2 separate regions of the Homo sapiens genome follow, and region 1 is linked to region 2. The links are chromatin loops, found by intact Hi-C in ENCODE. Cell type or tissue: Caco-2. All regions are shown on one strand. Links, peaks and the distances in the headings refer to the core of each region. The heading gives the core; the rest is flanking DNA. Region 1 overlaps WWOX (WW domain containing oxidoreductase). Region 2 overlaps WWOX (WW domain containing oxidoreductase).

Region 1 (2,925 bases), core at 329-2,828, 180 kb before region 2:
TAGCAAAGAGAGAGGTAGCTGCAAAAGCTAATTTATCCAAAAGAATTTACATTTTTCTCTCTTGGCACTATAGGGGGCATGTTTACTCTCCTGATGTCTTTTGGGGAAGGCGAGGCACAAAAGAAGGGCATCTTCTTCCTTCACACACACACCCCACTTAGGAAAATACGTACACTTGAGATGCCAGAGACACACCCAAGTAGAACACATCCCAAGAACAGTCAATAATAATAATACCCATCATTTATTGAACATCCACAATAGCCAGACATTTTTCTAGTTCTTATAAATCCATGTACTCCTCCCAGTAGCTTTATGAGGTCTTATTATTCTCATTTTATTGATGAAGAACTTAAAGTTCAAAGAAAGGAGTAAATCACGACCAGGCACAGTGGCTCGCGCCTGTAATCTCATAATCTCAGCACTTTGAGAGGCTGAGGTAGGTGGATCACAAGGTAAGGGGTTTGAGACCAGCCTGGCCAACATGGTGAAACCCCATCTCTATTAAAAATACATAAATTAGTCGGGCATGGTGGCATGTGCCTGTAGTCCCAGCTGCTCAGGAGGCTGAGGCAGGAGAATCACTCGAACCCGGGAGGCAGAGGTTGCAGTGAGCCTAGACTGCACCATTGTACTCCATCCTGGGCGACAGAGCAAGACTCCATCTCAAAAAAAAAAAAAAAAAAAAAAAAAGTAACTCATTCAAGGCTACACATTTACTCCATGAAGTGAGCACACTTCAGACTTCCAGTCTTGTGTGGCCTGTCTACCACACCATGAGACTTCATGTCTCTCCTAAATGAGGAGAACCAAAGCTGGAAATTGTCACCCCCTGTCAGCCCACAGCACTGGTTTCTAAACCTACTGGCCTCTACCGCTTCACTTCTCACTGTAATCTCTCTGACCCTACCTTCCAGCTTCTCTTGAGAACTTGACTCTTAAATTCATTGGTGAGAAAGGAAATTTTTGCTCCAATAAACTGGGTAGCTCAGTCCAGGAGAGAAATGTACTGGACTCAGACTTGGAGGACAGAGCTTTGTGACCCTCCTAGGCAATGTAATGACCCTCTCCTGGCCTCAATTAACTGAGGCCAGGAGAGGGTCATTAGCAAACTGTCCTTTGCTAAATGGGACTAATGGGAAGAATAGTGTCTGCCAAATAAGGTGGTTGAAGGATTGGATGAGACTGACATTTCATTTGCATTTAGTGAATACTTGTTGAATGACTGAATGAATGGTTGATGTACAGAAACATGAACAGAGAGTAGAGCAGAACATTGGTGAATGGTAGTAGATTGCCTCAGACGCCCCCCTTTAGAATCACACAAGCTGTCATCTGTGATTGCATACCTGTAGAAGTCTCTATCATTTCGTAGTCTATGTAAATGTTGACCAACTGAGTTGTTCAGTGTACAGACTGAACAACCATACAGGGAATCCCTAATCTCCTGCACTGTGAGTCAAAGAGTCAGACAGGTCTAGATGCATTTGCTTCAGGTGAGGCCAAGGCAGTCTACTCTTAATGGCACATTAGGCTTTGGACTTGAGGCCGTGTCTTTTACATTTCGCAGCAATCAGAAGGAATGGGGTCGCCCCATGAACTTCTTAACCACATACAGGCTCGTGGCGTGGGGTCTTCATCTGGCTACTAGATTGTTTAAAGAAGGATTTTTGTGATTCTTCTAGGCTGACACATTGCCTGTCATCTGTTGTTTTTCTAATCTTCTAGTAAACATTTGGAAAGTGAAGGTTTAGGCATGTATGTTTCTCTTATGTAGGAAGGGGAAATAAGGCCATGAGATTGCATGAGTTTTCTTTCCAAGTTTGTGCAGATCTGCACAATGATTGAAATATTTGCAACCTGTAGAGCAGCAGGGTATTTATTTGGCAGCAAACAGTATTGATGGATTCGGGGAATGCCATTTGACAGTTACAGGCTCCCGTGAGGCGGTGCAGGCTCCTCCGAGCCAGGGATGGAGCTGGGGATTGAGTGACACAAGACTCTTTGGGTATGTCTCAAACAATATAAATCACCAGCAAAATCTCACTCCTACAAGGAGAACCTGCAGGGAGCTCCGTGGGAGGCACTGCTGTTTACTCTCCTCATTCCCCACTGCAACCACGCAATTAAAACCAAGGAATGGAATCTGATGTCTACCGCAGCGGTTTTTTCCATCTCCATTCCTTCTGCATTGGGAGGCTTAAAAAAAAGAAAAATTAGATCCCAGATTCTTTATTCTTTTGGAAGGATTTGAAACGATTATCACTCATGCTCTGCTGCTTTGAATGGAAAAGTGATTTGATAACTTTCAAAACTCTTAGCCTTCTAAGACTTAGATTCTGGTACTATCTCATTTATGTGACGTGGGACAAATAGCCACTCTCTTGCATAGGATTTTCTTTTCTTTCTAGAAACAGGAACTGAGTATGTTTCCAATATTTTTTTATTTCTCCTAAAAAAATCAGAGACTATATATATAAAATCTCACAAACTTTGTTTCCCAGAAAAACAACTATATTTAAATGCAGCTCATACTGTATGTAAGTATGATGTAGGAAAATCTGTTAATTGTGTGACAATTATGACTTCTGAGCTGCTCATTTATTAAAATATTCTCCCTATAATTAAAAATATTTTATTTCGGAGACATGGCTCCATTAATTGCACATTTCCTAATGAAGTTTGAAGGAAGATTTAAAAATCATATTAGCCACTTGTACAAAAACAAACCAGTCATATCATAGCATTAATAACAAAAAAATTCCACTGTTTATTTAACGTACCAGCAAATTCTACCGTATATTGTTTGCTCTCCGTTTGGTGGGACTAAAAAGGGATTTAAAAATAGGCTATATACACTGAATGTAGTTTCACTGGAAGATTTAATGCCAACATGTTCTTTTTTGGTATTAACATATTGCATTG
Region 2 (2,925 bases), core at 158-2,657:
GGCTGCCATACTGGAGAGCGTGGTCAAATGACATGCCTAGCTCAGTGCCTTTCGCATGGGAGGTATGCAGTACTTCCTGCCACGATGGCTGTTACTCTTGTCGTTGTGAGCAGTGCCTTGGTCCCGATGATGATTCTCCAAAATGTAATCTCTGCTGACAGAACAAGAGTCTGCAAATTGGGAGTCTGGAAAGGGAAGAGAAGGGCTTTGTCCCTGGCCCCAAAGACTCAGGGAGAGGTTTACTGGCCAGGTAGAAAGGGCGTCCAGGTGAAGGGACCCTGGTTCAGTGATCTCCAACCTGCACGTCTCATTTGTGAGGAAGCCGTAGGGTGTGGACTTTTCTTGTTTCTGACCTTGAGTGATTAGAAAATAGCAGCTTTTATATGTCACAAATGGACTTTAGATAAGCATGAAGATGACGAAGACTGTGGAATATGTAGCTAAGAGTCTTACTAAAATCCTCTCTAGTGTATTTATATATTTAAGCGTTTGGTAGTACTTTTTTAGCCATCAGCGTTCTCTATATTAGGTTGATACAGAAGTTATTGAGGTTTTTGCCATTGAAAGTAATACGTCACTTCATGCAGAGGTGGAATTGGCGCTCTGAGCTTGCTTGTCAAATTCACAGGCATTCACTTTTCTTTCATAAACATTTAGGACTCTGTATTTAGGAGAGGAATCACTGTGAATGTAGACCTCGGGTTGGTCATTTTCCTAGTAAGATAGACCAGACTGACTGGAAAAGTCACCCTCTTGGGCTATCCTGCGTATGTGGCTCGGCATTGCTTCCGTCAGGATAATGCATCAGTTTCTTGGACAAAGGGTGCATTTCTGCTATTTGAATGCAGACATATTTTTGGATATAAGCCACGCAGTTGCATCCCATTTCTTCCGTAGGTAAAGGCTGGGTTTCTAATTGTGATTGAGAAGCTTAGCATAGATGCAATGTCCCTATCACCAGATGGCTAGTGTGCTCTGCCTTGTCTGCCTTTTACCTTAGAGAGGGTGCTTCCTTCTGACACGGGTATTGCTGGAGTACACATTCTGTTGCATGAGGTCAGGGGAGCAAGAAATACAACCCAGACTTGCGCTCGGAAGCCCTGCCTTCATTTCTTCTCTGTAGCTGGCTCCCTTAAGTATTAAACAGCAGTATTCTAATATCAACGTCCCTTTTTTATTTGCTGTGACTTGCTGTGACTACGGTGATTTTAGTTACAGTAATTAGGTCACTCTTCATGGAGTCGGGCTATTTTAAGTGCCTCTTTAAGGAATATTGTTGCAGATCAGTAATTTTACAATTGGATGTTCTTGTGCAACTTTATTAAATGTGATCTGTCTTTTAAATGTTGCCCTTTTACAGTTACACATTTCTAATTGTTGCTGTAAATGCATTATCACTTTGAAATTAATTAATTTTTCCATTTTGGCTGCCTGCAATATAATAATCACTAATGAGAAACTCACAGGAATCAATTCTCAGCACAGCGGCCCCTACTGGTAAAGCCATGTCTCTGCCTCCCTCTTCTTCTTCAGATCCAGAGAACTGGACAAGTGTATTGGGGCGTCCTGGGAGGGAAGTGTTTGTTTCTTCCTCCCTTCAATTTATGGTGAAATAAAAATCACAGATAAACTTGGAAAGTGAGTTATTTTTAAGTGTCGTTCTAAAAAAGATGCAATATACTTCAAATAGCTGCTTCTAAAATATGTTAAAGGAAACTAACATTTGCTGAGTACTTTCTAATAATGAAGTCACATCATACGTGCATTACATGTTTATTTTCTTGACTCTAGAGCATTCTTTTATGCAGTTAAATTACTCTAAAATGTTTTGCACCTGCACGCATTAATGTGTATTGTTTGGTAAGAACTTTCGAGTTGGTGAAAAAATGTATTGTATTTTAGTATCTATATTTATATATACATATTAGTCTATGGGTTTTAATTCACAAAACCAGGTGTTGTATCTGGTGCACATAAGGGATTTTCAAGGCTAATCTTGGGTTTTTGCAGTTGTAACCATGTGTGATGACTTTAGAATCCTACCACACTTCCAAATAGAGATGCAGATTGACCATTTTCCCAGATACCACGATGCTTTATGTATCAGCATATATTTTCATTAATTTCTCATAATTTCTGTTAGAATTAATAATTCCAAGTTCTACAATCTTAGAATTATTATCTTTATTTTGTAATTGAAAAGCACAGAAACCTCATGCAGCGTGTTCAAGAAAATGATATACCAGCCTTGTAAACTTTCACTTGCTAATTGCAGCTGCATTTGCTTTGTCCAATGCACGGTAATGCCCCTGGCATCCATATCTAGTTATGCAGTTATGCTTCCTTTTTAAAATGTTTGACAGCACCTTCACTGAAATGAATGCTGCCACCACCGCCAACCCCACCTTTTTTTTTTCCACATAAGCTTTCATTTCTGGTAAATACATCCTTGCCAGAGTTCCCAGGTCCAAGCCGGTCCTTTGTGGACCAGTATGCAGATTTGAAGTTGAGCACTGTCACTTGCCTCTTAGGAGTGTTTTGTGCAACCACATATTTGTGTTGGCAGATAACAGTAGAAAGAATATCATGTGTTAGGGTAGCAAGAGCTTAGCAGATGTTTTAGGGAACTGCATTTTCAAATCATTTTACATTAAAAAATGGCTTACGTTTATGGAACTTCTGCGACGATCGGGTTACGTTTCCTGTGCCCGTGTAAAGCCAGTCATCGTGCTGAGTTTTAACGGATGTGCAGCTACCCTGCTAATGGATGGGCCGGCAATGCTGGTCCTGTTGCAAAGTTATAAATTATAACTAGAAAAAGCACAAGATGTCATTCTTCTAACCTTCGTGAAAGCCAAACGGGGTAATTCTGCCCTTGAATAACCCGCTGCAGGGTGATTTATAGTTGTACAATTTAAAACGTAA

Evidence for each region. A loop is a pair of places that touch in the nucleus more often than their neighbours do. Peaks named below come from ENCODE experiments on the same cell type or tissue, not always from the same donor. Only the 100,000 strongest peaks of a DNase experiment are listed, where the experiment ranks them.
Region 1: a loop joins it to region 2, with 2.3 times the contacts of the local background. A loop is called at or near these places in 8 of 110 quality-filtered maps.

Annotation. Positions count from the first base shown.
Region 1 is chr16:78,255,482-78,258,406 of GRCh38, forward strand. All of the region lies in intron 5 of WWOX (WW domain containing oxidoreductase), which reads left to right. Among named protein-coding and RNA genes, the nearest start is that of WWOX-AS1, 15 kb to the left of the region's middle. In Caco-2, for the core only: no CTCF peak of the experiment used is centred there; a DNase peak (open chromatin) is centred at 1,454.
Region 2 is chr16:78,436,054-78,438,978 of GRCh38, forward strand. All of the region lies in intron 8 of WWOX (WW domain containing oxidoreductase), which reads left to right. Among named protein-coding and RNA genes, the nearest start is that of WWOX-AS2, 63 kb to the right of the region's middle. In Caco-2, for the core only: a CTCF peak has its summit at 1,484 (motif pointing left); no DNase peak of the experiment used is centred there.